Linked DNA regions of Mus musculus: regions 2, 3, 4, 5 and 6 are each linked to region 1. The links are chromatin loops, found by intact Hi-C in ENCODE. Cell type or tissue: heart. All regions are shown on one strand. Links, peaks and the distances in the headings refer to the core of each region. The heading gives the core; the rest is flanking DNA.

Evidence for each region. A loop is a pair of places that touch in the nucleus more often than their neighbours do. Peaks named below come from ENCODE experiments on the same cell type or tissue, not always from the same donor. Only the 100,000 strongest peaks of a DNase experiment are listed, where the experiment ranks them.
Region 2: it touches region 1 in a loop (6-fold over the local background); 5 of 42 quality-filtered maps call a loop at or near these places.
Region 3: a loop joins it to region 1, with 2.9 times the contacts of the local background. A loop is called at or near these places in 7 of 42 quality-filtered maps.
Region 4: a loop joins it to region 1, with 7 times the contacts of the local background. A loop is called at or near these places in 11 of 42 quality-filtered maps.
Region 5: a loop joins it to region 1, with 2.3 times the contacts of the local background. A loop is called at or near these places in 13 of 42 quality-filtered maps.
Region 6: a loop joins it to region 1, with 4 times the contacts of the local background. A loop is called at or near these places in 10 of 42 quality-filtered maps.

What each region holds. Positions count from the first base shown.
Region 1 is chr3:53,461,231-53,466,135 of GRCm38, forward strand. Nhlrc3 (NHL repeat containing 3) reads right to left here and starts at 2,028. Exons shown (of 7, transcript NM_172501.2): 1 at 1,830-2,028; 2 at 1,082-1,234; 3 at 402-549. The coding sequence starts at 1,913. Proser1 (proline and serine rich 1) reads left to right here and starts at 2,565. Exons shown (of 13, transcript NM_173382.2): 1 at 2,565-3,089. The coding sequence starts at 3,045. In heart, for the core only: no CTCF peak of the experiment used is centred there; DNase peaks (open chromatin) are centred at 2,051 and 2,461; H3K4me3 peaks cover 3,493 bases; H3K27ac peaks cover 2,032 bases.
Region 2 is chr3:51,479,068-51,483,972 of GRCm38, forward strand. It overlaps Rab33b (RAB33B, member RAS oncogene family), which reads left to right and starts at 4,899. Exons shown (of 2, transcript NM_016858.2): 1 at 4,899-4,905. In heart, for the core only: a CTCF peak has its summit at 2,192 (motif pointing right); no DNase peak of the experiment used is centred there; H3K4me3 peaks cover 408 bases; H3K27ac peaks cover 363 bases.
Region 3 is chr3:52,267,528-52,272,432 of GRCm38, forward strand. It overlaps Foxo1 (forkhead box O1), which reads left to right and starts at 810. Exons shown (of 3, transcript NM_019739.3): 1 at 810-1,895. The coding sequence starts at 1,275. In heart, for the core only: a CTCF peak has its summit at 933; DNase peaks (open chromatin) are centred at 724, 1,234, 1,934 and 2,594; H3K4me3 peaks cover 4,000 bases; H3K27ac peaks cover 2,840 bases.
Region 4 is chr3:53,861,587-53,866,491 of GRCm38, forward strand. Ufm1 (ubiquitin-fold modifier 1) reads right to left here and starts at 2,221. Exons shown (of 6, transcript NM_026435.5): 1 at 2,163-2,221; 2 at 2,028-2,084. The coding sequence starts at 2,164. In heart, for the core only: no CTCF peak of the experiment used is centred there; DNase peaks (open chromatin) are centred at 2,215 and 2,515; H3K4me3 peaks cover 1,768 bases; H3K27ac peaks cover 1,500 bases.
Region 5 is chr3:52,259,842-52,264,746 of GRCm38, forward strand. No RefSeq gene overlaps it. Among named protein-coding and RNA genes, the nearest start is that of Foxo1, 6.0 kb to the right of the region's middle. In heart, for the core only: a CTCF peak has its summit at 2,741 (motif pointing right); a DNase peak (open chromatin) is centred at 2,780.
Region 6 is chr3:53,015,353-53,020,191 of GRCm38, forward strand. It overlaps Cog6 (component of oligomeric golgi complex 6), which reads right to left and starts at 1,871. Exons shown (of 19, transcript NM_026225.3): 1 at 1,694-1,871; 2 at 117-260. The coding sequence starts at 1,846. In heart, for the core only: no CTCF peak of the experiment used is centred there; a DNase peak (open chromatin) is centred at 1,879; H3K4me3 peaks cover 1,510 bases; H3K27ac peaks cover 1,117 bases.

The DNA of each region.
Region 1 (4,905 bases), core at 500-4,499:
TGTGCACTGTAACACCAGCATTGGGCGAGTGGAGAAAGGAAGATGCCGAGGACTCACTGGCCAGTTCACCTCCCCTGCTCATTAGTTCCAGGCCAGCGAGAGAGAGACTTTGGTTCAAAAGACAAGATAGATAGCCCTGAAGAATGACAGTCTGCCCCCCATCCCACCCCCACCCAAATAAAGTTCCCTTGACAAGTTTAAAAGATCGGGATTATAGTGTTATTGAATTTCTTGATTATACAGTAGTGTGGTGCAAATTTGTAGAAAGACATGATTTTATGAAATATTAAGGAAATTATGATTAGATTCAGCAATGCTAGCCTTAAAGTGTATAAGCAAGAACATGGGCAAAGATGTGACTCTATCTAGGAAGGCAATTTAATAGATAGTACTACACATACCGCTTCCTACGTCCGTGATCCAGACGGACTGTTCAAATGGTGTGCCGGAGACAAACATACCATGGGGTGTGTCAACTGTATAATTCCAGGCTCGTAGGAAATAGCCATCCTCTGAGAACACTAATACCTTGGGGATGTTATCCCCTCTCTGAAGGCACACAAAAACAACTGCTTAGAATCACTCAATAGGAACGCTAATCTTTACTTTTGTCAGAGAAATCAAAATGAAAGTATAATAAGAAATTTAGAAGTGTGTAAAAAAAAAGCACTAACTTCAAAACTTAATAATTTCTAATGCATACAAATCTAAAATGTGCACTTGAAGCCAACTCAAAATTAAATTGCATAGTTAGCATACTATAAATGCAGCAGGCTATCTAGGTGGGAAACACTTCTTTCCTTTCTGTTCATCTTCTTTTTTTCCTTTTTGTCATGCTCAGATTGACTGTTCTTTTATTATTCCTGTCTGTTGTGATCAAACTGAATGTATATAATTAAAATTAAAAAAAAATCTCTAGTTGAAGAGATGGCTGAGCAGATGAAAGTGTTTGCTAAGCAAGACTGACACTCAGAGTTCAATCCTGGAAACCACTGGTAGTTGATAACCGCATTAACACTCTGGTCTCTCTTGACCTCACAGGCTCACATATTAAAAAAAAAAAAAAATGCATTCTACTTACTTGGGCTACGTAAACTAACCCGTTGAGGGAATCAACTGCAACACAAAATGTTGCACCAGTGAAGTATTCCGAATTCTTGGGCCAACCCAAATCCAGCCGGAAAAGAGGGTCCTCCATTCTCCAGGAAACGTGAAAAGAAAATGTCCTTGAAACCTCAAATAAAATCAAAATACTCAGATTCAGTTCGACAACCAGAAGGTAGCCGGAAATAAGATTGTATATCTAAAGATCAAAACAACCATAAGAAAAGTCTAATGATGACTTAAGAGTGTAGTAAGAGCTGGGGAAAATCCAGTGTGTGTGTGTGTGTGTGTGTGTGTGTGTGTGTGACTTAAGAGTGTAGTAAGAGCTGGGGAAAATCCAGTGTGTGTGTGTGTGTGTGTGTGTGTGTGTGTGTGTGTGTGTGATGTTTACTTATTTTTATTTAGACTTGTGTGCATGAGCTCGGGTGAGTTTATGTGCACCATGTGCCCACAAAGGCCAGAAGAGGGCATCAGGCTCCCTGGAACTGGAGTTACAGTGAGAGAGTGAGCCTTCAAGTTGGTGCTGGGAATCGAACCTGAGTCCTCTGAAAAAGCTGCTCGAGCTCCCAACCTCCGCGCCACCTCCCCAGCCCCACGTGCATTCTTTTTACACTAAATGAGAGGACGAGTCGTCAGCTGCTGAGCCCCAGGGGAGCAGGTTTGGGACCCCAGGGGCTGTACCCCTCGGTGGCACCCACACCCACAGCCTTCTGCCTGCTATTTACCAGCGAGCCACAGAAGCGCGAATGCAAAACCAGACAGGAAAGGAAGAAGGCGGCGCCCGCCAGGCAGACCCAGGCTCTCGCCATCGCGAGGGTCTGGGAGGCGAAAGTCAGCGAGGCCTGAAGCCGGCTCTAGGGCAGAGGCAGACTAAAGCACCGGGAAACTCGACCGGAGAACCGCCGAAGACTAATTCCGGGTGTCCTGCTCCTTGCTCCGCCCCGAGTCAGGCGCCCAGCGAGTGACCCTGGTCCCCACGCCGAGGTGCTCCTGGCCACTAGGATGGCGGCGTCCGCAGATCTTCCTGACCTACTTACTCTTCGCTCCTTTAAACTCACTTTCAAGAAGCAAAACAGAGCACCGAGAAACTGAAGAGTTAGGGGATCGTGACACTAAAACAATGACTACCACGCTCCGAAAAGGACTTTAGTCACGTCTGCTCCACAAGCATTCAGGCTTCTGCCGTGGACGCCTATATTCCCACACTAGGACCCCGCCCCCCCCCCCCGACGCCCCAAACTAATCATTTGTGCAAAAGCGACTTAAGGTGGCGGTGCACCATTGCGTCTTGTGGGCGCGACACGCTCTATCAAAGGTCCCCTGGAGCTGGTGGGGCATTTAGGGGAGCACCCGCTGGGCGCCTGGCCGTATGAGCGCTGAGGTGCTCGAGAGCCTCCCTTCGCAAGGCTCTGGCCCCCTTCGTCCGGCTCCTAGTGCGCCCCGGCCGCCCGCCCGCTCCCGGAAGCTACGAAAGCCCGTAACAAAGGACCTGCGGGGGCCGCCGGTTGCCGGAGCTGCGGGACCCCGGGATCGGGCGGATCGGCGGGTCTGAGCGCCCGCGGGGCCACGTGTCCCGGATCACGGCGGTGAGCGGAGCGTGGCTCGGCGGCCTTCCCCGGAGCACCCGGCTGTCGGCACCCTCCGGAGCCCTGATTTCTGCAAACGCACAAGCCCGCTCTGCTCTGAGCAGCTGAAGCTTTGTGTGAAGAAGCTACTGAAGTCTGATTTTTATTTAAAAAAACAAACAAACAACAACAAAAAAAAACCCAACTTTTTCCAAGTTTTCGTTCTGGGATTTTTTGTTTTGTTTTGGTGCAGTTTGCAATACTCTACCTCCTCGCCTCCTTTCTCCTCCTGGTGTATTATCCACGAGACGAACCTGGGATGAGCGTTTTGTAATTGCAAGAACTGTGAGACGTCACGACGGAATAGTACTCAAGATGGACAAAAAGTCCTTTGAGACGGTGCTGGATGAAATTCGAAAGGTAATTGACCTTGTTCCCTGAAATTCGTCTGAGATAATAATGGTCGTGAGTTACTTTCTTTGAGGTGTTGTGTGTAGTCAGCAGAGGAACTTGAACTTTCCTGTGTAACGTAAGAACTTGCATCTTGGTCCGTTGCACCGCTTAAATAGAAGATAAACCACCTCACTGCTAAACTTGGGAAGTCATTGTGGTACGGGAATTACGTTTGTACTACCTACAGCCCCGGAGCCAACTGTAAATCCGTAATAACTGAGCTTTTGGTTGACTGACATTTATTCAATGTTAACATGGTTCGGTAACAGGAGTGACTAGGCACTGGAAGGGATGCCGAGAAAGTTCTTTTCCAGATCTCTTCCCCTGCCTTTGCTCTCCTTCCATCTTTTTGACACTGTTTATATTTCCTATTTCCTGGAAGGAACCAGGCAGCAAAAAAAAAAAAAAAAAAAAAAAAAAAAATTTGGAATGTAAGGTTGAGGCTAAAAGTATCTCTTACATAAAAAATAGCAGGTTGCCTGTTTGACAGAAAGGGCAGTGCTGTGACCTCACAGCATCTCACAGCTTGCATCTGTTCGGCATCTCAAACGGTGCCCCTGACTGGCACTGCAAAAATTGGCGCCAGATCTAGAGGTTTTTGTTTTTGTTTTTTTGTTTGTTTGTTTGTTTTTTGAGACAGGGTTTCTCTGTATAGCCCTGGCTGTCCTGGAGCTCACTTTGTAGACCAGGTTGGCCTCGGACTCAGAAATCCGCCTGCCTCTGCCTCCCGAGTGCTGGGAATAAAGGCGGGCGCCACCACGACCAGCGGATCTAGAGTTTTGTTTTGCTCTTTGTAAGACCCCTTTTCCTCCCTTCCCCCCTTTTCAGATAACATATATTTAATCTTTCATATTTGGTGGTGCTGAATTTTTTTCTTTTCAAATAAACTTCTGCACTTGCTGAGTCTCATCTAATTAAAATTTGAAACAAAATGTCTTTTTATCATGTACTTAGAATTTGCCACAGTTGGTTTCTGAGCTGTTTTTTAACCATTCTGAGAAAATAAATTTTAAGTTAAGGTAGACATGAATGCAGACATGCATATGTCTATCTTCTCCCTTCTCAGCCTTGTAAAAATGTCTGGTAATAAATATCAACGAGGGAATCGGAAAGGCTCCAGAGATAAAAGTCTGTTCAGACGGGGTAGCCTTCAAGGCCACAGTTCTAGTCTGCAATCAAAATGTGTCGCCAGTTGGCTTTGCCAGATGGAGAAGACAGCGACAGTGTCTTAGTCTACTAAAATGCAGTAAAATAGATATGGGCGTTTTTAAGTAGGGGTGGTGCTATAATTTTTAGAAATTGCTTTAGATTTTGTAAATGTCCATGCCAATGGGCCTCCTCTTCTGTTGTTACTGTACACCCACAGGTAATACTGGCTCTCACTTCTCAAAGTAGAAGCATGTGAGAAGACACTTGGGGGAAAAATAGGAAAGGCATTGTTTTGTTTTCTCAAAATGGGAGTAATAAGAGCTGTTAATTAGTAAGCACTTTCTGTTTGACTCCAGCTTCTTAATTGGAGTTAGGTGGTGGACTCCCAGTGTACAACCCCAAGCCAAGCCCTCATTAGGTATCTAATACTCCCCCAGGAGTCTGGGGTTTTGGTGGTGGTGGTGGTTTTTGTTTTTGTTTTTTTTAAATGTGTTCCATGTCCTGTGTGGGGCCGCAGCTGGACCTCTCCAGCGTTAGGGGAAGATTTGAGATAGGATTGGTATCATCAGCTCAAGTCAGGATTTGGTCCCGAACCTTGCTTTTGACTGCCTCTTTAATGATAAAGATAAGAACA
Region 2 (4,905 bases), core at 303-4,302, 2.0 Mb before region 1:
GGATTGAAACTATTTCTTGCCTCTCTAGAGTTTATATTATTCCTCACCATGGTACACCTGGAGGTCTCCATTTTCGATCTGCCTTCACAGAAGGTCCAGAATTAGTAAGATTATTTTCTTTGATCCTGTGACTCAATTGCCAAGTAACAGCACAAACTCTAAAGGTTTCATACCACAGCAGTATAATGGAGTTGTTGCAGCAGCCTGCAGGTAAGTTAGAATCAGGTTACAGACTGACTCATGTCTCAGACACTGTACTAAAAATTTCTAGGTCAAACATTTAGATATAACTTTTAACTTTTTTTTCCCACTGTAGCCCAATGTAGAGTAAACAAGGTTATTCTTGTCAGTATTGCTATTTTCATTATTCCTCGTCATTATCGCCTGCTATGGCTCACTAGGCCAATATTTAAGGAAGCAGTTTATAATTCTTTCCTTGATACCCTACAAATTTTAACTTTTACAAATTATATTTGTATAAAATACAAGAGTGTTGCTGGGCGGTTATATTGAATGCTTTTAATTCCAACAATCTTTGAGTTCAAGGCCAGCCTGATCTACAGAATGAACAACCAGGGCTACACAAACAAAACAAAACCAAATCCCACCCCCACCCCCAATCCAGTAACACAAGAATGTCTAAATAGGAATGGATAAATTGAACTATGTAAAGTTCTGTAGCTAAAATGAGTAAATTAGCAAAACTTAATTAAGAATTGCCTTCCATGGAGCTGGGGAAATTGGCTATCTTGGTAAAGTCTTGCCAAGCAAGCCTGAGCACCTGAGTTCATGCCCCTGCACCTACATAGAACTCAGGCTCACTTAGAATTTCAGCCTTTGGGAGTTAGAGATTAGAGGATCCCTGGGATGCTGGCCATAGAGGTGAGAGGATTCCTGGGGTGCTGGCCATAGAGGTGAGAGGATTCCTGGGGTGCTGGCCGGATGGCCTGATACAGAGACCTTGTCTTCAGCACTCAGGCTGGTGAAGTAGCTCCAGGTGAGGGCCTCAGACATCGAGTGCTGACCTGGGACTCATATGGTGGAACTCCACTGATATCCATGTGTATGTTGTGATGTGGCTCCTCACACACATGCACACAGATATGTAATTCAAAAAATAAGATAGGGGCTGGAGAGATGGCTCAGTGGTTAAGAACACTGACTGTTCTTCTAGAGGACCTGGGTTTAGTTCCAGCACTTGGGAGACAGAAGCAGGCCTGCTCTACATAGCAAGTTCCAGAACAGACAAGGATCTCTGAGAAACGTTCTCTCCACACCCCAAAGGATTGAGATTGATAGAGGATACCTGACATTGATCTCTGTCATCAATCTGGGTGCACACACGGTACACACTCATCAGCACGTATATACGTACTGTAATTGTACATAGATTTAAACCAAAAGGAAAAGTGGAATGTAACTGATACATAATAGCCCAGAAGGAATGATTTGTACCCAGTTGAAGAAATACATGAAGAAGGGGGGTTGTAAAGAGGAAAGATAGTTGCAGCAGGAAAGAAGTATGAAGAGAGGTTTGCTGGAGAAATGGTGTAGAATTCAGAGAGGATGCTCCTGAAAGTCTGGTGTCCCAACTCCATCTCCCAAGGGTTGGGATTAGAGTGCACCACCACACCCAGTTTTATGAAGCTCTACAAGTTGAACCCAGAGCTTTGCGTATGCTAAGTAGGCACTCTCCCAACTGAGCTATGTCCCAGTTGAAGCAGAAAAAGTGTCTTAAGATTTTTGAGATATATATATATATATATATATATATATATATATATATATATGTGTGTGTGTACACATATGTATGTATATGTGTAGTGTGTGTGTGTGTGTGTGTGTGTGTGTGTGTATGGTTTTTCGAGACAGGGTTTCTCTGTGTAGCCCTGGCTGTCCTGGAACTCACTTTGTAGACCAGGCTGGCCTCAAACTCAGAAATCCGCCTGCCTCTACCTCCCTAGTGCTCGGTTTAAAGGCGTGTGCCACCATGCCCAGCTCTGACTTTTATATTTATCAACTATAAAATGATAGTTGTAATTAAGTGACTTTTCAAAATAACTACTTCTGGTGCTAGAGATCAAATGTGCCTCACAGATGCTAAGATGTACTCTACCATCAGCTCCAGTATTACTCTTTATGTTACTAAAAATGGCTCATGGAAAAGAGTGCATTCTCCCTGTGTAGCCACCAGAGGGCACCAGTGAACAGTTTAACAGCCATACCCAGCATCCTATTTTGGAGAAATCACTTTTTCACTATATATATCTACTGTAGAAAAAAAAAAAACCAAAAACAAGTTTAGTCATTCATAAATGTTATCCTAAGAGAATTGTTGAGATTTTAAGGGTACTGGGGATCAATGCAGGGCCTTGTTAGGTAAATGGCTTACCACTGAGTTTTCTTTTTTTTTTTTAACATATACATATTTATTTTTTATTTGGCATTATAAGGACATAATAGGTATACTGCTTGTTTGAGAGAGAATCTTTATGTAGTCCTGGCTGTCCTGGACCTCAGTATATAAACCAGGCTGGCCTTGAACTCACAGCAGTCACCCTGCCTCTGCTCCTGCTACATTCAGCAGGTTGACTTTGAACTTGAGATCCTCCTGCCTTATCCTTCTGCGGACCCGGGATCATGGCTATGTGCCACCTTTCCTGGCTGACAAACTATCAGCTTAGGCAGGAACTAAGAGTTGGGAGAAAGAATTCTGGGAGAGAAGGAGGTGGGAAGATTTGCCAGAAAGATACGACGGGATGAACTCATGGTACCTGAGCACAGGTAACCAGCCACATGGCAGAATGTAGGCTAGAATAAACGGGATATTTTAATTTATATCTAATCAGAGAAGAACCTAGCTATATGGCCAAGATATTTGCAGATATATTTTGAGTCTGAGTCTTATTTCTGGAAGGAGTAACCAGGGCCCAACCACAATGTCCCACAGTGCAACACCAAAATGTTTATAAACAGTACAGTTCCTTGTATCACTTCTTCATGCCTCGGGTCTCCCATGGAGGCAGAAAAAGCCCAAGGGCCAGGTGTTTCCTGAGAGCACACAGAGTTGCTTTACAGAAGTGCTATGCACTGACGAGATTTAGAGAGTCTATTCAAGCATCCATGTCCACTCATTTCCACTCAAGTGAAAGAATGTTCATTGTGTTAAATATAAGCATTTTTCCTTAGTGGGAGAGAAAGAAGGCCTCTGTCTTAGTTATTCTTCTATTGCTATAGCGAAACACCATGACCAAGACAACTTAGAAAATAAAGCATTTAATTGGGGGCTTGCTTACATTTTCAGAGGGTTAGTCCATGATCATCATGGCAGCAGCCAGGCTGAACTTGAATCATGATTATCCTCCTGCCTCAGCATGTACTATTATATCATGCAGTTCTACATTTTCAATGGAACTTCAATAGGACCCAAGTCTCAAAATGAAATGTTTAAAATGCCCAGGATGTAAGCCCAATTACTAAGCATTCAAAGAATGCGGGAAATCTCAGTCCTCCTAGGAAAAATGCTGCCAACACTGCACACAGATGGTGAAATTATCTCATGAACTATTAACCATTTAATGGAGGTTAATTCTCATTTGTCTCATGTCTGTAAATTCAGGCAAAGTGATCAACAGCTTTCTTCCTGGGCTCTTTTCTAGGGATATTTGTATAGCAATCGTTTTTTGCGTGATAAAAAATATTTTTTTCTTCTTGTTCTAGGGGGAGTCTTGTTTGGTCTCCAGGATGAGAAAAGGCACCATCACTCTTCTGGATGAAGCTGGACAGATTCAGAGACCATTTATGAAATACCCGTTTCCTGCAGAGCATTTCCTGTAATGCTACCACTTACATCGGACAGACATCACCTTGGCCTCATGGCATCACTTGGGGAATGGGGTATACTCTGCCTCTCTGAGAAGGTGCCTTTTCTTTCTCACCTAGGAGTTTCATTGACAGTTCATCAACTGGCACTGGAACTTGTTGACTTACAAAGTTAACATGTCAGATCCTTCAGAGTTGACTCCAAAACGTCTCCATGTAACCACTAACATACTGTTCCAGCCTTCTCAGTACTGGGATTATAGGCATGTGGTATTACATTCAGCTTAAGTGGTACTTATTTTTAATTTTAAACCAATGGTAACATTCAGCCAGGCATAGTCTCACACCTGTAACCCTAGTATTCAGGAGACTAAGACAGGATTCCCACAAAAATCAGAGCCAGCCTGGATACACAGTGAGGTTCTAGGCCAGCTTTAGCTACAATATGAAAATCCTGGGGGGGGGGGGCTGGATAGGAAAGAAGGGAATAAGGAGATGGTTCTAAATTTGGATCCCCAGAACCCAAGGCAATGCTGAGCAGGCATGGAAGACCTCCTGTAATTCCTACCTTGGAAGATGGAGACAGAATCCCCAGAGCAAGTTAGCTACCAAGACTAGCTCTATGGAATGAGCTCTGGGTTTGACTGAGAGATCCTGCCTCAAGGAGACCTGGCTGTCCTGGAACTCTATGGAGTTGAAGAGAATCACAGAGATTTAAGACTTGTGTTGCTCAAACCAGCCGAAAACAATTTGTCTCTTTTACAAAACAAACTGAGCGGGTCGTGGTAGTGTACACTTTTCATTGCAGCACCGGGAAGGCAGAGGTAGAGGAGAGTCTCTACGGCCAAGATCAGGTTCAGGAGCTGAGTAGCCTCTCACCCTCCTGCCCACGCCGTTCCGCCCCGCTCCACGGAGGCCCGGAGGAAGCGGTGAGCACAGGGGATGCTCAGAGCCCAACTCCAAGCCCCAACCCCGGCTGCGACCAGGCGGCCACGACGCCACTGCGCCGCCGCCTCTCGCGAGACCACAGCCGGGCCGCGCCTCCTTCCTCTCCGCTGTCTCTCTCTCTCTCCCCGCCCCCGG
Region 3 (4,905 bases), core at 365-4,364, 1.2 Mb before region 1:
GGTAATAAAGTGACAAAGTTGTCTCTAAGCGCTCCTCTGACTCTTTAGCCACCACACCGGTCCTCAGGAAAAAGTGAGATTCCCGTGGCAGAAAAGCGGTTCCCATAGAAGACGTCGGATCTGAGGCGCTACTGGAGCTAGGTGCTTGTGCAACAGTGTTCTCCCCGCGCCGCACCTCTCTGGGGTTCAGGATGAGTGGAGGCTGGGGGCTGGACCGAGCCGCAGAGGCTCGTCTTGCAGGTGTGCACAGGTAGGGTGGGAAGCGGTTACTCCGGAGCCGCAGAGCGACGGGTCTTCACCGAAGGATCTGCGCGCCTGGGGCGGCCAGGGCAGATGCCAGCTTAAGAAAACATTCCTCCAAAACAAACCCCACCGACTTCCCGAGAGCTGCGCGAAGACGCGTGGGCGGAGCGGGCTTGAGTGGAATCCACGAGGCGCCCCACCGCCCACGTCGCGTCCGGGAGCGCGCAGCGGCCCCGCGCCATCCCGGGAGTCAGGGTCTGGGCTCTGCCTGGAGTACTCGATTGCACTCTGTAGTAAACAAAAGTATGGTAGCCGCCTCCACGCCGGTTTGCCTCCTAGCAATCCGATCGCTGAGACGCCAGAGACTCAGAAACACTTGAGAATTACAGAAAATAATAACGGAGATTGGAAAAAAAAAAAAAAGTGTGTGAGAAAGAAAAATACCCCACCGCCCCCCACCAACCTACTGCCGCCTCCCGAGGGAAGGCAGCGCCCGCCCAGGCCCGCGTTCATTGGCTGCTTCGGCGGAGACTTCGCGCGTCCATTGGCCGCGCAGCCTGTCAGTCAGGGGCGGGGCGGCGCGCGCGCCGCCGCGGGCGGGGAGCCCGCTGCAGATCCCGTAAGACGGGAGTCTGCGGAGTCGCTTCAGTCCCCGCCGCCGCCACATTCAACAGGCAGCAGCGCCGCTGTCGCGCGGCCGCGGAGAGCTAGAGCGGCCCGCAGCGTCCGCCCGTCTGCCTTGGCGTCCGCGGCCCTTGTCAGCGGGAGCGCGGTGCCCGAGCTGCCGGGCTCCGCGGCCTGGTCGGTGCCCCGTCCTAGGCACGAACTCGGAGGCTCCTTAGACACCGGTGACCCAGCGAAGTTAAGTTCTGGGCGCGTCCGTCCGCTGCGCCCCGCCGCGCCTGACTCCGGCGTGCGTCCGCCGTCCGCGGCCCCCCAATCTCGGAGCGACACTCGGGTCGCCCGCTCCGCGCCCCCGGTGGCCGCGTCTCCCGGTACTTCTCTGCTGGTGGGGGAGGGGCGGGGGCACCATGGCCGAAGCGCCCCAGGTGGTGGAGACCGACCCGGACTTCGAGCCGCTGCCCCGGCAGCGCTCCTGTACCTGGCCGCTGCCCAGGCCGGAGTTTAACCAGTCCAACTCGACCACCTCCAGTCCGGCGCCGTCGGGCGGCGCGGCCGCCAACCCCGACGCCGCGGCGAGCCTGGCCTCGGCGTCCGCTGTCAGCACCGACTTTATGAGCAACCTGAGCCTGCTGGAGGAGAGTGAGGACTTCGCGCGGGCGCCAGGCTGCGTGGCCGTGGCGGCGGCGGCTGCGGCCAGCAGGGGCCTGTGCGGGGACTTCCAGGGCCCCGAGGCGGGCTGCGTGCACCCAGCGCCGCCACAGCCCCCACCGACCGGGCCGCTGTCGCAGCCCCCACCCGTGCCTCCCTCCGCTGCCGCCGCCGCGGGGCCACTCGCGGGACAGCCGCGCAAGACCAGCTCGTCGCGCCGCAACGCGTGGGGCAACCTGTCGTACGCCGACCTCATCACCAAGGCCATCGAGAGCTCAGCCGAGAAGAGGCTCACCCTGTCGCAGATCTACGAGTGGATGGTGAAGAGCGTGCCCTACTTCAAGGATAAGGGCGACAGCAACAGCTCGGCGGGCTGGAAGGTGAACGGCCTCTGGGCGGCCCTGGGGGGTGGGGTGGGGATGTGTTGGGGCCGGCGGAGGGTCGGCAGTGTGGGTGTTCGGGGCCCGGAAATGATGGGCGCACGGAGAGAGCGGGGCGAGAAATGGCAGGTGTGGCGGGGGCTTCCCGGAGACCCAGAGCCAAATTTGGACCAGGTGCAGGCGAGGGACTTCTAGAGAGACCCGGGCAGGGCTCGTTTGGGAACTTAAGTGAAATGGCAGAGCAGGCGTGAAAGTTAGCTTAGTTGTTGGAGCGAGGGGTTCGCTTCCAAGGTCCCTCTCCATTTGACACTCCAGACCTCCTGCGAGGGGGTCGGGCGACTCCTCCACCCACACGCGCACCCACTCTCCCGACCCTCGGCCGCCAAGGTTTCCCCGGGACCCGACCGCGGAGGTGCGGGGCGCACTGGAGACATCCCCCACCCCCACGCGCGCGCACGCAGGCGCGGGGCTCCCGCAGCTTTTGGGATAGCCAAACGCGCAGCTGGCTGAGCCGTGTGCGGGCCAGCGGTTGCAGAAAGTTGCGGAGGCCGGGGCAAATTTGGTTTTAACCAAAGTGGCCTGGGCACTGAGCAGGTGGTCGAGCGTTCCCACTCACTGGGTACGGTTTCGGACGCGCGCAAGTGGGTGGCCAAGGCTTTTAGGCTCTGGGCAATCTAAAGTTCAAGTGTGACCCTTGGCCGGGGCGGGAGCAGGCGAGGAGGGAGGGACCGGGTGTACAGGAAGCTAGAACCTTTAAAGGGCCAGTGCCTCCAGGCTGGGAGGCCACACTTTTTGCACTCAGAGAAAGGCTTCCACAGTTGGGCTGGCTTGGGGAGGTATGCATTTAATTGAAAGCCGAGAGGCTGCTGTGTGTGACCAGATTATGCGTGAGTGTTGGGGAGTGATTTACCGTAAAGCATGCAGCTACCCACGACCGGGCAAGTCTGGGAGCCCTGAAGTGAGTATTTGGTGGAAGTCTTAAGTGCTCACTTGGGGAATTACGGAAGACCTTTTTGCCTCGAAGGAGGATTGGAGACTTATAAATTAGGTGTTTAAGGCCTTTGTTTACCTTTCCGGTGGGAGGGAGAGGACAGGTGACTCAGTGTGGACTGTGGCATCCCTACCAGTGGAGGTTGGGGTGGTATAAGGGCTGGGGCCTTTGGGGAGGAGAGAATCTTACCTAGAAGTCCCTCTCGAGGTGTGGCCACCTGTGGCTGACAGTTTCTCAGAATCACAGGTGGGACATATGTCTTAAGAATATCCAGTTTTTTCCCCCTCCTGGCCTTGGCTGTGCAGCAGAGCAGAGATTAGCCTTCACGGCATGATTGTAATAGCAAGGTGGTTTCACATACTCTGTCATCCCTGTGGTTAAAGTCTCTAAAAGGTCAACTTACTCACCTCAGACGAAAGTTCTTGCAGAAAGAGCCAGAGGGGTGGTTTTATTTTTCCCACAGTGAGTTTTAAAGATACATACAAGACCTTACCCTTACGTGCAATATTACCAAGTGTTCCAAAATGCAAAATACCTATTTTTCAAATTCTAATTCACAAGATAGTGATTGACTTTAAAATCCAATTTTACTTAACAGTGACTTTTAAGTACTCCAGTGCTTTACTTGATCGTGGGAGCTTCAACTGTTACATAAAGCATTTGCTATTGAAAACAAAACAACAAAACAGAAAACCTCTTAAACGTTTTGGGCACCCAAAGCACAGTGTGTAGTTAACCCATTCTTTCCTGTTCTCAGTTTATAGCCGTGCCTTGCTTTAAGAATAAGGTGATGTTTGCGGGAGTTTTTGGTTTTGCCTTTCAGGCGGCATTGTGAAGATGCTCTTGAGAACTATAACTTGATTTTTAAAATTAGTTCTTAGAAAAATAGGTTATGTCACAATATCTTTTTAGTTATTTTACTCCATTCTTCTGATTTCTTAATAATGTGAGTTTAATGATTTATGTATTAAATTGTTTTTCTCCTTGGCACCAAGAACCTAGAAGCTCAGGCTTTGGAGAAGTGAAGACCCAGCCAGCCATTGCCTGAACAGCAAGTGAGCTTTGGACTAGGGAGCAGGTCACTGTGTTTTCAGAGGAGTAGATAGATGCTTGACAGTAAAGTCTGTCGGCGTAAGCTGAACCACGGCAAGTGTGTTTTCAGTTTGAGTAAAGGGGTATTTTAAGAAGAAACCTGAACGGTTGTAACTCATAACTAGGCTTCTGGTTAACGTTTCATAAGAATGAGTTCTGAGACTTGTTAAAGCTAAGTTTCACTCTCAGGTCTGAGAATTCATAAAGGAAGAAACTGTATCATGACTTACACTTGAAATCCTACAGTGCAAAGCAACCAGAGCTTGACTGTTTGAGTATTAAGGAGTGACAGCTTTGGGGTAGGCTTTATTTCCTGTAATCAGCTATTGAGAATTATTAATTAACTGTGCTTCATGGTGGTCTTCTTAAGGGCTTGCCTGAGAATTTGAAGGACATAGTAACTGGGAAGCTGTTAGTGTCCAAAATTTATTTTTAGAAAGTGGGATGTAGTTCAATGGTAGGATGGTTTCCTAACATGCAGGGTTCACTCCCTGACACTGTATAATCAACAGGGCGTTGTGGTCCATGCCATCAGTTGTAGCATAGATAGATATACAGGGAAATGACTTGTATACTTGTATACTTGTATACACAGGTTAAACATTATGGAGAATTATTATAAAACGTTGGAATTGGAGGCTGGAGGATTGTAAGTTAAACGGCATCCCAAAGATGTCTGTCCTGGGCTACTTCGGGCTACATGAGCTCTTGAGACAAAAACAAGAGCAAACAAAAGACAAGAAAATGAAAGAAAAAAACAAAACCTTTCAATGTTTAAAGAAGTGTTGTCTTTTTCTTGTTTTTGGACATGGTATCTAAGTAACATTTATCTTAAATTGATAGTGCGAGCACACATTTGTCAACTGGTATGCATGCATATGTGTTGGGGGTCTAGCGGGTCTCATTCTTAGTTTCTGGGTCTCTTAC
Region 4 (4,905 bases), core at 369-4,368, 400 kb after region 1:
CCTTAGGAACTGGAGTCATTGCCAGTTGTGAGCTAGGAATGTGGGTGCTAGGAATTGAACCTGGGTCCTCTGCAAAAGTAGCTGTGCTCTTAACAAACCATCTCACCTGGCTGGTGAGATGGCTCAGCGGGTAAGAACACTGACTGCTCTTCCAAAGGTCTTGAGTTCAAATCCCAGCAACCACATGGTGGCTCACAACCATCTGTAATGAGATCTGACATCCTCTTCTAGTTTGTGAAGACAAATGTTATAGACTTCCATATAATAAACCACCAAGCCATGGCTCCACCCAGGTTGGTAAAAGTGCAGACCATGGGCAGACAGACACTTAGATGAACCCTCTCTCTCTCTTCTTAAAGACACTGTGTCTTTAAGACGCTAGCCTCCAACCCAGAGAATTAGCTTGCCTTTGCCTCACAAATGCTGGGATTATAGGTGTGCTAGTATGCCCAGGAGGAGATCTGTCAGCAAGGCCAACTTTTCTATAGCCTTGGTCTATTTTATTGCTTCTCGTCTAACGTTTTAAAATAAAAATGTTAAAGGCAGTGTTAATTAAGTACAAAAACCAGACACCTCTCTAGCAGAGAAAACGTTTCTATTTGTCAACACATAAAACATCGATGTCATATAACATTTGTAGGGCTAAGCCTGGATTTCTCTTCTCAGAAGCGCAGATGAATTTTTTGTGCTAGCATTTTTCCTTCCAAATGTTAATTAATAACCTAATCCTCAGTAGAACAAAGCAGGAAGACTGTAGAAAGGGGCTTTCCCAACAGTAGCTATGTGCTTTCTTGTAAAGGCATGGGAGATGTTTACGGGCATTCCATAAAAGTGAGAGGCGTCCCCTCTGATTTCTTTTGAATGGTGGGAAAAGGAGCTGTGGAAATTTTGAAATAAGACAAAAATACTTTCTGTGGATAGGAAAATGAGAAAATTTAGGGGAGCACAGTCGAGTGCCAGTTATGAGGGTTTCACATAAAACTCATCAGCACTATTGTAATTTCTTCAGGAACAGAGTTAAGTGCAGAGAACATAAATTTGGTTTTTCACCAAGCAAAATATTCCAAGCTATCAGAGAGGTGGCTATCAGATTCCTGGGAGTTAGCAAAGAAACGATCTTTAAAAAAAAAAAACAAAAAACAACAAAAAAAACCTAGACTACAGACTTTCGTCTGCACACGAAATGAGTGGGTATGGCACTAGGGAGGCAAAAGTGACAGAAAACTTTTAACTTTTATTGTTGAAGGCACACTGCGGTACATCATCCAGAGGAAGAGAATACAGCCATCTGAAGACAACCGTTTAGAATGAGCCCTTACGGGAGAGACGAGGGATACGTAGACCATTTTAGACATGGAAAGATAAGGGAACCACAGGCCACGAGGCTGAATGGATCACGGGTGGGAAACTTCAGAAAACGATGACAGCTGCTCTCAGCTCAGTTAGCTGGGCCTTGGTGCCACCAAACCCGTCATGAATGAAATCTATGGAAACCCTGGTCTGTCGCAGGTTAGCATAGGTCTTCCAGCTGCAGGAACTCAAAAGGGGTCAACTTAAAAATCATACTAAGATGGAGCTGGGTAACCTGTGTTAGCCATCAACTGAACTGCTGAAGCACAAGGAAGGGCCCAACAAGGACACAAGGTCCTACACCCCCATTTCCCAATCCCGCTAAGCACTTTTTATAAAGATCCAAGTGTGTGTGACTGGGAGTTCAGCACCTAGGCACCCAGTCGTTGTGTTTATACACAACAAAGCAAAAAAACTGAAGTTAAGAGTGTTCGGGTCGGACCTGTCAAAAGTCCAGACTTGGGAAGTCCTCCCTAACTTCCGGTAACAGCTGGTCCAGGTAAAGACCTTTAAATCAAGTAAACGGGTTCCATCCTCGTCCAACCTTCTTCCCGTTGCACCTGCCCACCCAGAGCGTTGCGAGGGGCCACTGGCTTTCAGCAGAAATGCCGCACCCTTCCTCCTGTCCCCCTCTGTCCCGCCAGGCCCGGCCAGCTCCAGCCCTGCCTGTCACTCACACTTTGTACGGCAGCCGCGGGTCCGACGTCAACGTGATTTTAAAGGACACCTTCGACCTGCCGGAGAGAACGAGAAGGCGTTACGGTCGGGACCGGCCACGGGGTTAAGGCCGGGACACAGGGACGGATACTTACATGGTGGAACCGCCTGACACACACCGCGCCCAGCCGCCCGCCGCGCTTCCTTGATGGCCGGCAGCGGGGGCCTTCGCGGCCCACGTCGCCCTCCAGCGCGGCTATCCACACAGCGCCTGAAAATTGTGTCGGAGCTCACAGGCTACAGAAGGCCGATAGCCCACAGTTAGACATTTCATTCTGAGTGTGTCTGTATCAAGTTGAAGTGTAAATGGTAGAGAGAGGATATGTTTCTACTTTTGGTAGTTCACTGACACATTTTTAGTCAGGCAATATAAGGGATGTCAAACAGAGCGGCCGCTAGGTCCCCACTGGCTGGTTACGGCGGAAGTAGGGACTGAGTCGAAGCCGGACGTGGCGGCGGAACTGGGGCCGGGACTCAAGGTCCGGGCGGATGAGGAAGCGTTGCGGAGTTGCTAAGCAACCTAGCAGCCGGCACAGATAGATACTAGAGAAGCTGGACTCAGTTGCTTTAACTAACAACGTTCTTTGATCTTTCTAGCATTTCTGATAATACGATTTCCATCCGTATTAACCTTATAGTTTTCTTCACATACTTCACACTTCACTACAGACTTTTTAATAATTTCAAAAGAAAGTTATCACGATAGAATTATGCTGAGATTCCTGTTAGGGCCCAGAAGAAAAAATTGTATCCTAGCACTAGCAGGTTTTGGAGGGAAAAAAAAATCATTACTATATCCCGTTGTTCTTGATGTGTCCAAATAGACTTTAACTCTAATGCAAGGTTGCCAATCAGGTACATTTGTTCAGCTGACCAATGAACCTTGTGTACAGCAGGCACTAAACTAAAGGCTGAGCTCACTGTGTACACCAGACATAACCAAAGGCTGTGATCCCAAGCAATCAGGCATAAGTCCTTTAGCATCTGTCAGTCGGTTGGATTTCTATCGTGAGAGGGGAAAGCTGTCTTTCATCTTTATCACAATGTAAACGCCAAGATAAGCATTCCATCTCACAATAACTATACCTTTAAAAAATATATACTGCAGTAAGTTGATGAAGCCAGAAATAGGCACTGAACCAAGAGGAGACCCAGTCAAACTTTAGAATGACAGGTGGATTCTTCATGAGAAATCCTGATAGATTAGAAGCTCCCTTAAGAACATTGGAACTACATCTCATCTTTCCTGTAATGTTTTCTATAATGGTCTATAATGTTTTCTCCCAAAGGTGAGAATTCTGGTGCTGACTGTAAGTAGCACTCCAATATTCTCCTGCTGTATGCCATGTAGTGAATCCAAGAGACATATACTGACTTGTAGATATGGATATCAAGGCCTGTATCTTCTAACAGCTAAAACTACATAGTTAATGTGTATGACTAAAGTCTTGTCTCTGAAGACAAAATTACCTGTCTACCCGTGCCATCTATTGAAATAACACAAAGTTAGAATACAAATTTTGGTTTGTTTCTAAGAATACACATATATTTTAAATAAAATTTGTATCTGCTCAAGTATGGAACTATGTGACACAACGCTGAAAAGGACACCATAAGTCTTGGATGGAAAGTCGTCCTGGCAGTCCAGAGCCAAGGAATACCACAAAGTCACACTACACAACACACTTCACCCGGGAGATTCATTGGGAGGGGAGAACCCAGGAGGGTGGCTGCCTCTGCTAGGATGAGAAACAGACAAGCAGCAGAAAACCCGGCAAAACATGGGGTTGGTATAGCGTTTCCTGAGGGGTGAGATGGGGACAGAGATTTCCGGGGTGGCCTGGGATTGGAGGAAATACATGGTCTGATCTTTGGGCGAGCTCAGGAATTGGTGGAGGGTTTTTGTTTGTTTGTTTGTTTGTTTTCCCTTGTAGTAGGGCTCCTAGCTATTCTTCCTCAGCGTTGGGATTGGCAGCTAAGCCCAGTAGGGAAGTGTAGGTGCCAGGCCTGCCCCATCTCTGGGGAAAGGGCTTAAGAAGAAGTCTGTGAGCATGGCAGGGACAGCCCTCCTGCCACTCAAGTGGGCATGAATAGTCAACAAACTTACTTTGTTCAGAGTTTCTGTTATATGTACACAACACAGTGACTACAAGATTCAACCCCAAATGGTATGCAACTTCAATAGTCAGATGCTAAGGCTACTCCAGAAATACCGTACTGCATCAAAATAAAATCGAAGGCTCCTAAGACACACCTGAGACTGGAATGTTACAGGCAACTTTAGAACAGATTTTGGGAGGGGCATATATGAGCTTCCTTCCAAGTGGCTCCACCTCTCCCCTAACCAAACCAAGCTGCTGATTTAAGTCCCCTAAGTTATGTATGTGTCAGTTGTTTCTTGTGCTATACCCCATGTTTGATAGTCTATAGTCTGGGCCTCAGTTTCTCGCTTGGTCTACTTGCCCTCTTTCCTCTTCTCTTTTCTTCTTCCTCTCTTGACTCTCCCCACCTCTTTCATGACCAGGCTCAGTCTAGACACATCCAGATGCCTCTAGCTGAACTCTCCCTTATATCTACAATAAACTCCTTGTCTTCAACAATACCTAGGTGTGGTCATGTCTTCATTTCCACTCAATTATCAAAAGATAGTGGGAAGCACCTATTTGTGGCTGTTTAGAATACTCTTTTCCATTTTAATTCCTCCACTGCCACCACATGTTTGTGTCCTCAAGAATGGCCATCTCTAGTGCCCTGAGAGTTTCCCCTTGGTTCTAGAAAGAACACTATAGAGTCATATACATTCAATGTTTTGTGTTTTAAAAAAGTTTATCAAGTCAT
Region 5 (4,905 bases), core at 422-4,421, 1.2 Mb before region 1:
AACCAAGAAGCCGGTAGGAGAATTTCTGGGGATGTGGAACATTACAAGCTGTGGATTGCTGGGTTTGCTGTAACTGCCCCAGCCCATTATTCTGTCATGGAAAGGCAGGAGACTCGCCTTTTAAAAGACAGAAGCAGAGGAACAACCTTTCCAGAAACTAAAGTAGACTCGGACCAGAGCCTCAGTTTTGGCCTTACCAAATGCCATGTCCGCCATGATTTATCAGAAGAGAAGCCTATTAGCTACAGAAACAAACACTGAGATGTTGGGAGGTGGTTTTTGTGCACTGTGTATTCAGATGCTGACCAGATTTGCCAGGATTCCCCAGAGATGGTTCCCTTGGGAGGATGGATAGAGCCGGAGCAGCCAGGACCAAGACTAAGATGTCAGGTGACGACGGGGCACATGGCCAGGTAGCAGGCAGCATAGTTGGGTTGGAATAGATGCAAGCCTTGCCCAGATACAGTGCAAGAAGACTTTTCATAAATATAAGGTCTCTGTGCCTTTATTTGGAAGTTAGAGTGGGCATAGAAAAGCCAGAATTACTTTTACACTAAAACTAAAACAAAACTGTTAGCCAGGCATGTTAATCCCAGCACTCAGGAAGCAGGTGCAGTCAGATATCTGAGTTCAAGGCTGGCCTAGTCTGCCCTGGGAGTAAGTCTCTGTTCGTGTCTGAGGATACCTTCTCAAGGAGATGAGAGCCTTTGCTTTATCTGCAGGGAGACTGCTCTGACGGTGGCTAAAACTCCTTTCTAATCGATGGGCTGCCCCATCGACTGGATCAGATAATGAACTTGTCTCCACTTCATCCAGACAAGGCCTTAAGTGTAACCTAGAAACTCCACTGAGCCCCCTAACCTCAGAGTTCCAGACAGTTCACACATAAACTAGACTACTAAGCCCATCCTCTCTAAATTAATTCTTAAACCCAGTAGAAATGGGCGTAGTCCTTCACCCATGGCCCTTCCTAGAAAGAGATACTAGTTGAGATACACCCCCTGTGAGATCGTGTTTGGAAGGCCACCCCTGGTTGCCTTGTTTAAGAGACCCTATCATGGATGAGATTAATAATCAATTCTTTTAAAATATCTCCAGCCTCTCCAAAGGGTCCAGACTGCAGTCCATATTAGGGTTCCGGAGACCATCTGTTTCCCTCCTCAGTGCCCTGCCATTTATTCTAACCCAGAACCAAGTGTTCATCAAAATGTTTCAGAAAAGCGGACTGACACATGCCTGGAGACAACATCACCCTGTCCTCCTGGGGACGCCAAGTGTGATACAGGTGAATGGAAGGTCCCGGAGTCACCCTCCCATGACAAACGTGTTCCACACCAAAACCAGAATTGGACCGTCTTGCTTGAACCAGACTTGGGCTAAGAGTCTCTCACAAATGGGACTCCTGTTTGGCTATGTCTATCACCTCCTATCTGCCTGTTGGAATCTCAGTCTCACCGTTACTCATAACTCAGAAACTTATTTCGCTCACACAGGAACTTGGTTTGCCCGTACCACTGGACTAACCCGCTGTATAGTGTAGCCATAATAACCAGGGGAGAACGGCGGGTGTCCAATGTCTGCGTCTGTCTGCTAACTTATCTGTTGGAGGCCCATTTCTCCTCTGATTAGGGCAGGAGGACCCAAGGCAGTAGTCCTTGTCACTTTCATTCCTACCATCACTGGAACAAGGAGGGGGCAGCCCTCCTGTACCTCCAGTGGGGCAGCCAAAAAGGGAGATAAGAGGTGACCTCCTATGGTCCCAACTAAGCATACACTTGGGGGAGCACAACCATACATAAAACTGGCTTATTCTATAGCTGTTTCTGCTCTCACAGGAGACTGATAGAAGACAGGCACATCTTCACTGAAGGTGGCTTAATGAAATCTATGAACATACATTTCTAATCCCACTCCATTGCCAAGGCACGGTATTGCATTGTTTTAGCATACTTTAAAAATATGTCTGATATTTATGCTTACTGGACAGTAGAGGGGGACCCAATCTGGTTTCCTTTGTGGCCATGTTTGAAACAGAGAGGAACCACAAGAATTGTTTTGTTTTCTTTTAAATCTTGTCGGGTGCCTCAAGACAGTGGCCCTGGCTTTGACTCCAGCAGCATGTTGGCCGGGCTAGATTAGATGGAGCAAGGCCCTATAGGATAAACTTTCCTGGGTTCTAACCTCTAGAACTCAGGAGAAAGGATGTCTTTTCTATTAAAAAAAAAAATGCAGTAATGATCACTCTCTGATGGTTATGGAACTTAATGTGATTCAGGATTTAAAAAAGAAGGAGGAGGAGGAGGAGGAGGAGGAGGAGGAGGAGGAGGAGGAGAAAGGAAGGAAGGAAGAAAAGAAAGAAAGAAAGAAAGAAAGAAAGAAAGAAAGGGAGAAAGAAAGAAAGTAAGAAAGAAAGAAAGAAAGAAAGAGAGAAAGAGAGAAAGAGAGAAAGAGAGAAAGAGAGAAAGAGAGAAAGAGAAAGAAAAAGGAAAGGCCAGGAAGGACATGAAGCCAGCCAGCCTGGAAGAGCTGACTACTGAAGCTGTCTCAACAGCCAAGCACTAATGACTGGATAGGCTCTACTTCATTTCTGTATACAAACCCAAAATAATCATGATCGTTGCTGGTTACATTGTGTCTAGGCATCTTTTATTAACCTAAACTGAACTAGTTTTCTTTTAAAAAAAAAAATTTATTTTTGCTTGCATGCATGTGAGAACCATATGCATGCAGTGCTCTCAATGACCAGAAGGTGGCAGCGGATCCCCTGGAACTGGAGTTGCCAGGCGCCAATTATCATGTGCTTTTGCTGTTGTTGTTGCAGGGGTATAGTGTTTGTTCAGTAAAAGGAACATAAATTTGTAATGCCATCCCATCCTCCCTTTGAGTGACATCCTCAGCCACGTCATATGATAGATGTTCTTGTTTCCGGTGATGCACAAATCCGAAAAACAGAAAGAAGACATCTGTACTGGTTGGTTTTATGTCAGTTTGACACAAGTTATAGTCATCAGAGGGGAAGGAGCCTCCGGGAGATCCAGCTGTAGGGCATTTTCTCAATTAGCGATCTAGGCGGCAGGGCCCAGCCCATTGTGGCTGGTTCCAACCCTTGGCGGTGGTCCTGGGCTCTAAGAGAAAGCAGGCTGAGCAAGCCAGAGGACGCAGGCCAATCATCAGCGCCCCTCCACGGCCCCAGCCTCAGCTCCTGCCTCCAGGTTCCTGCCTCCAGGTTCCTGCCCTGTGTGAGTTTCTGTCCTGACTCCTTTTGATGATGAACAGTGATGTAGAAGTGTAAGCCACAGAAACCCACTCCTCCCCCAGCTTGCTTTTTGGTCTTGGTGTCTTCATGCCAGCAATAGAAACCCTAAGGAAGTCAACCTCTAGTGGAGCTTCGTTTTGTATTGCAAAGTTTTTCCAAGTTAGAATCTTGTAGAGCTCAAACATGCAACATAACTAAAATATCCTATTTTGAGTTTGTTGTTGAAACATAAGATTATTTAAAGTACATATGGCATCCTTTTTTTTTCTTTCCAGGCACACTCTTTCAGTCATCTGCTAATTAGAAATTTCATTTTTAAATGTTAAACCTAAGTGCAGAGTGAATCCTGTATCCCCTGCATCCTCAGGAGATGGAGGTAGAAGAACAAGAGTTCAAGGCCATCCTCAGCTACTCGACCAGTTAGAGACCAGCCTGGGTTACACAACCCTGCCTCAAAAACCAAAAATAGAGCATGTTAAACCTTAGGAAATAGAACATTGCCATGTTTTTTATAGGTAGTATTTACTGCAAAACAGAAACATGATATCCTGAAAGATGTGTGTGTGTCTGTCTGTCTTATTTTCTGGCACATGGGCCTTTACATAAGGATGGGTCTTCTGAGTCAGTCAAATCTGATATGTAATAATCTCTTCCTCTCTCTAAAAACATTTAAATGTATATGGGTGTTTGCCTGTGGCAGTTCATGTGTAGTATACCTGCAGGGGCCAGAAGGGGACGTCCGATCCCCTGAAACTAGACTAGTCGTGGGCTACCTCGAGGCCTTATGCCAGATCACTCAGTTCTCTTAACCTCCGAGCCATTCCTCTGGGCCCTGAAATTTGATAATCTCTTGTCTCCTGTTTTCACGTCGTCTCTGACACAGGTAGTCTGCACATTATAGAAAAACACATGCACTCTTAACCACACAGCCATTACCTCTATTTATGTATTCATCCATTCATTGATTTAATTCAACAAACGGCAAGCAGTATGGCTAGTTACTAGAAAATGTAAGCAGATGGCCCAGTAGCAACACAGCTGTAGTGAGGTGAGGTTCCTGCCACCAACCCTGAGGAACTGAATGTGATCTCCAGGGTCCACAAGCTGGAATGAGGCAGCAGAATCAAGAAAGCTATCCTCTGGCCTCCACACACTTCCTGTTATGCTTGCTCATACGTGTGTACAGACATACAGACAGACAGACATGCTAGTAGCCTCTTCTTCAGCCGATCATTTCTTTGTTATTATCCTGGACTCTGTTGGCCATTTGTTTGCCATCACATTTGAACCCCTTGCCTGGATTGAACACTACGGAAATGGGGTGCTTAGATTAGAAGAACAAGAAAACGAGCTGATATTATAAAACAGCAATTGATTCCTTACTTTGTAATTTGAGCATTCACGAACACTAGCTTTCCAACTAAAATGCCTCATTAAAACTTCCTCTCTGCCAAAAATGCACGACCATCTGTGTTCTGCATGGCAGCGTTCTCTTAGTTAATACACATGTCCTGCTCTTTGGGAGGAGCTTTAATATGACAAGAAACAGAAATAAGATAGTGAAAACACATTGTGTTTCACAATGAACGCAAGGTTGAGACTCGTGACACTTCGCTCTCTATTAATTTTATGGCCATACTGAGTCCTCA
Region 6 (4,839 bases), core at 1-4,000, 450 kb before region 1:
TTTTAAGTTGGCTTCTAGTTGACCAGTACATTATCAGATACATTGCAATTTAATTAAAAAAAGTATCAAAACACCAAACATATAGCTCTCCATAAACACTAAAAGAAGTTACATACCTCCTTCACGTCTTTGAAGATGTTTACAAACTCCTCATTGATGGCTAAGCTTCTGCGTTCAATATCACCACGTAAATTTCTTCGAGTCCGCAAACTATTTTCAACAAAAAAGGCTGAAAGGGCCTTGAGAGCTTCCAACATCTCCTGCCGAAGTGACAACAGAGGGACATCATTGGGGCTGACTTTTCAGTGGTTTCCTGATATCCAGCCAAAACTCAATAAAATTATTTTCAATTGACTTATTTCCACTAAATGACTCAAAAAGTAATATCTGACTTAATTAATAAGCAGTAAACTTACTTCCAGGACACAATTCACAGTCTACTTACATATAGTTATATATGTAAAGGTAGTACACAACAGAATTGCTTTGAACTTTAATATATTTGTTAATTTTTACAAGAAGGTAATTCCCGTTTTTCATTTAACTTTATTTTACATCCTGACCAGTTTCCCCTCCCCTACTCTCCTCACAGCCCCTCTCCCCTCCCTCCATTCCTCCTCCATTTCTGAGAAGGCAATTCTTTATGTAGTATATGTTCTGAGAGACTGTAAGTGAATTGTCAAAGTGTAGAAAGTTATAGCACCAAGTATCATGAGATAAAAATATGTACATTTATACTGGTTTGGTGCAAAAGAAACTGATTTTAGTATGCCAATTATAAATCAATAGCTCAAACACCTTTATTAATTAAAACAGAAACCTTTACAATGGACACATTTTTGCCAATGAGTTCTGGATTCTGTGAACTCTTAGGGAGCTTCCAGTTGTTTGTGAACGTGTTTTTTCCTGCACAAAGTTGTCAAGATGCTTGAAGAAGTGAGAGCCAAAGTCAGATAAATGCAGGCAAAACTTTATAGCTCGATTCACTCAAATTGCAAAGAGTGGCTTGTGTGCCTGGCAGTTGGGAGTGCTGGAGAAACGGGTCTACTATGTTGACCAGTCCTTGCAGCAGGGTTTGAAGTACTGTGGTTCACAGGGATTCAGAAAGTTTTATTCATCAGACCCGCAGCAAATTTCTCAAATCAGCGACCATGACGTTTTTGTTTTGTTTTGTTTTTTCTCGCTGTTTTGTGGACCTAAGGTCCGCTTTGAGAAGCGCTTTGTAGTTTCTTCTTGATGCTAACACTGGGCTTGTCATCCCAAGCTGTCCTACTCAGTATGGCTTTTGGTAGCATGTCACAACCCTATCTAGCCCAGGGCTTTATTTATAACTCAGCATGTTAATGTTCTGTTTTTGACACACAGGAGTCAAATTCTTGTTGACAGCTTATTTTTACTTACTTCTATCTTTACCCACGTCTTTACGGCTCCCACCTTACTGTATTCTTTTGTGCCACGTAGGCACGGCTATACCTGGCTACTCAAAGCTGCAGGGGAGACAGCCAGCTCTGATAAGAGCCGCGAAGTACTGCTCTAGACGGTTAAGGGGAGGGCGTGCGGGAAGGAGTTCAAGTAAAGGACACAGCAAGAGCGCAAGGGCAGGGCACAGCTACCCCAAAAAGCGCTTCCCTACGCCTAGGACAGCAGCAGCTTCTGCCCGAGACCAGGGGTCCGCCCCGCCCCCTCCGGTTACCTTGTCATTTTCTAGCCGTGTCTCCAGGATCTTGTGCAGCTTACGCGACAGCGGATTGTTGGGCTGCGCGGGGGTCGCACCTGCCCCATTACTGAAGCCATTGGCGGCCCCGGAGGCGGGGACCGCAGCCACCTCCCCGCTGGCGTCAGCCATCGCTGACAGACCCGGCGTAACGGAAGCACTGCGCTTGTGCACTCACTCGCGCATGCGCACACCTGGCCGCGCATGCGCACCGCGATCCGAGACGCTCTACCTGCCCGGTTTACTTTAAAATCCTGGGAGGCGAGGACACGCTCAGAAGAGATTGGAGGTTGTCTACAAAGTGAGTTCCAGGACAGCCAGGGCTATACAGAGAAACCCCTGTCTCGAAAAACTAAAAAAAAAAAAAAAAAAAAAACAAACAAACAAAAAAAACCCAACAACAACAACAACAAAAAAAAGAGGTTGGAGGTTGTAAAAGAGACTTCAGGAATCTGAATCTTGAAAAAAAAAGCCAAAGTAATAATGTAAAATATGTAAAGTAATAATGTAAAGTATATGTAAAATATGCCGAAACCAGTAGCTGGCATGCATGCATGATCAACAGAACTGATTGCAATTAAATTTCGTTTATCTGAATTCATCATTCTGAAAAGCATCAATCGAAGCTAGAGTATTTGCCAGGGCTGCTGGTGTGCACTGACATAAATAATAAACAAGACAGTAAACAGAAGGCAATGAAGAGACAGAGGAAAGAAATGAAATGCAGGCCAAAGTGGTTACTCAAGAAGGCTTGGAAGGACCTGGCCTTTAATTTCAGATTTAAAAGAGACCTAGAGCTGTGAGAAATCTCCAAATAGGAGAAAGCCTACATGTAAAGGCCCAGAAACAAGGAACTTTGCATTCTCACAAACTGACCAAAGGCAGTGTAGCTGGAAAGCAGTGGGCAAGAAAGTGTTTCTCCTGTATGCATGTGTGTATGTGTGTATGCATGCATGCATGGATGTGCACTGTATACATGCAGTCCCAGTGGAGGCCAGAAAGGGCGTCATGTCCCCCTAGAGCTGGGGTTATGATGGTTCCAATCCGGGGTCCTAAGAACTGAACCTAGGTCTTACACAAGAGCAGCTGTGCTCTTAACCACAGAGCCATCTCTTCAGCCTGCGATATCACTTTTTGATTTACAAAACACGGTGACAATTATCAATAATGGCCATACTGTGATAGTGTTAACTGATCTTTTTTATTACACCTGCAAGTTCAGATTCACATTATCGAGCTAGTCTTATTTATTGGCAGTTGCTCTGTGGTAGCAACTCTCTCGCCATAACATGTTACTGGGCACAGGCACCCAAAATTTCAAATCTCTATATACTAATTCCTGCAATCTTCTTTAATCCTTTTCAGCTACTACAGCAAAATGCTCTATACTTGGTAGCTTACAAACAATAGAAATTTATTTCTGATTGTTCTGGAGGATGAGAGGTCCAGAGTCAAGGCACCAATGGCCCTGGGTTCTGCTGGGGTCCCTTTCTGTGTTCATGGATGGACATGTTTGTGCTACTAACCTCATCTGATAGATTGGAGGGATGAGCTGGCTCTCTGAGAGCTGTCTTATAAGATCATAACTAACTCGCCCTCTTCATCTAGTCATAGCTCAAGGTTCAGCCTCCAAACAGCAGAGACCAGGAATTCTGTGTTTGCATTTTAGGGAAACACAAGCATTCAGACCACAGCACCACTCTTCCAAGGATGTCAGACCTTGTAAACCTTATCAACTTCTATATGCCTTTTATATTCTCTTCAAATAACAACTTTCTTGCTACCACTTCTTTAAAATAATTGATTAATTCCCCCATGCAAAGTCTATAGCAATAAAAATGTATAACTCCTAAGTTCCTCATGATATGTAAATAAATAAATAAATAAATAAATAAATAAATAAATAAAATTCTGACATTTTTGTTCAGTATTTGCATGGGCGGGGGCCTTACTCCACTCTGTATTTGTACTCCAGTCAAGTCAAGATTTTGCTGTGCACCAACTTTTGCCTCAATAGCAGTAAAGTAACGATCAATAACCAATCCTATAGAAGCTGTTCTTTAAAAAAGAAAGCAGAATAAAATGGGTAAACACTATAGGTCTTATTCCCACAACTGTCACTAAGCTGTTGCTGGAATGCAAGATTTCTGTCTTTTCCAGACTGTTAGCTGACCAAGGTTTGATATCTGGTGAGGTGACTTACACAGTCACACAAAAAGAATCAGAGCCTTTGGGTGGTTCTGCCTGTATGAGGTTTCTGTGGTTTTCATTTTGCCCCAGAGCATGGCAGTTCTAGGAAATGGTCTGGTGATTCTCTAGGTCCCATCCTTGCTCCCATACTCCACAGGTGACTCCAGTTCCTCCTTAGGATCTGTCATACAGCCACCCGAGTCTCTCTTGGTTTGGTCACTCAGCATCATGAGGAGTTCTCAGCCTCTAGTTCAATGAGTCCCTGCTGATGCTCTATCTTAATGTCCTAATATCTTTCAATGCAAGACCTCATTTCTGTCAATTGCAAACACCAAGATGTCACCACTGGTTTAAGGTCCAGTATTGGTGTTACGAGGATGATATATTTTTGCAGACCAAGAACAATATGATGGGAAGTCCAATTCTACACACACACACACAAGCTTGCTTTGTTTCTAGTTTATATATTCTGACTATATGAGGTAATGAATCAATATGAACTCTAGCTAAGAACAGCATGGGCCCTAGACTAATGAGGTGCCATTTCTTGGCTGTTGCTAGCAGGTTGTTGGTAGCTTCTACATTATAGGGCAGTTCCCTCTTCAAATTGAAATACATAATAAGACTAATGAATTCCATAGGTCTAATACTTCTTTCATGGTAAAGATTTTTTTAAGATTTATTTATTTAGTATACAGTATTCTACATGCATCTATGCCTGCACACAAGAAGAAGGCACCCGATTTTGTTATAGATGGCTGTGAGCCACCATGTGGTGGCTGGGAATTGACCTCAGGACCTCTGGAAGAGAAGCCAATGCTCTTAACCTCTGAGCCATTTCTCCATCCTCAAGAATTTTTTTTAATGTAAGAAGAAAGTTGTATATGAAACTATAGTGAGGTAGAAAGTGTTCAGTAATTGGTGAGTAGCAGAAA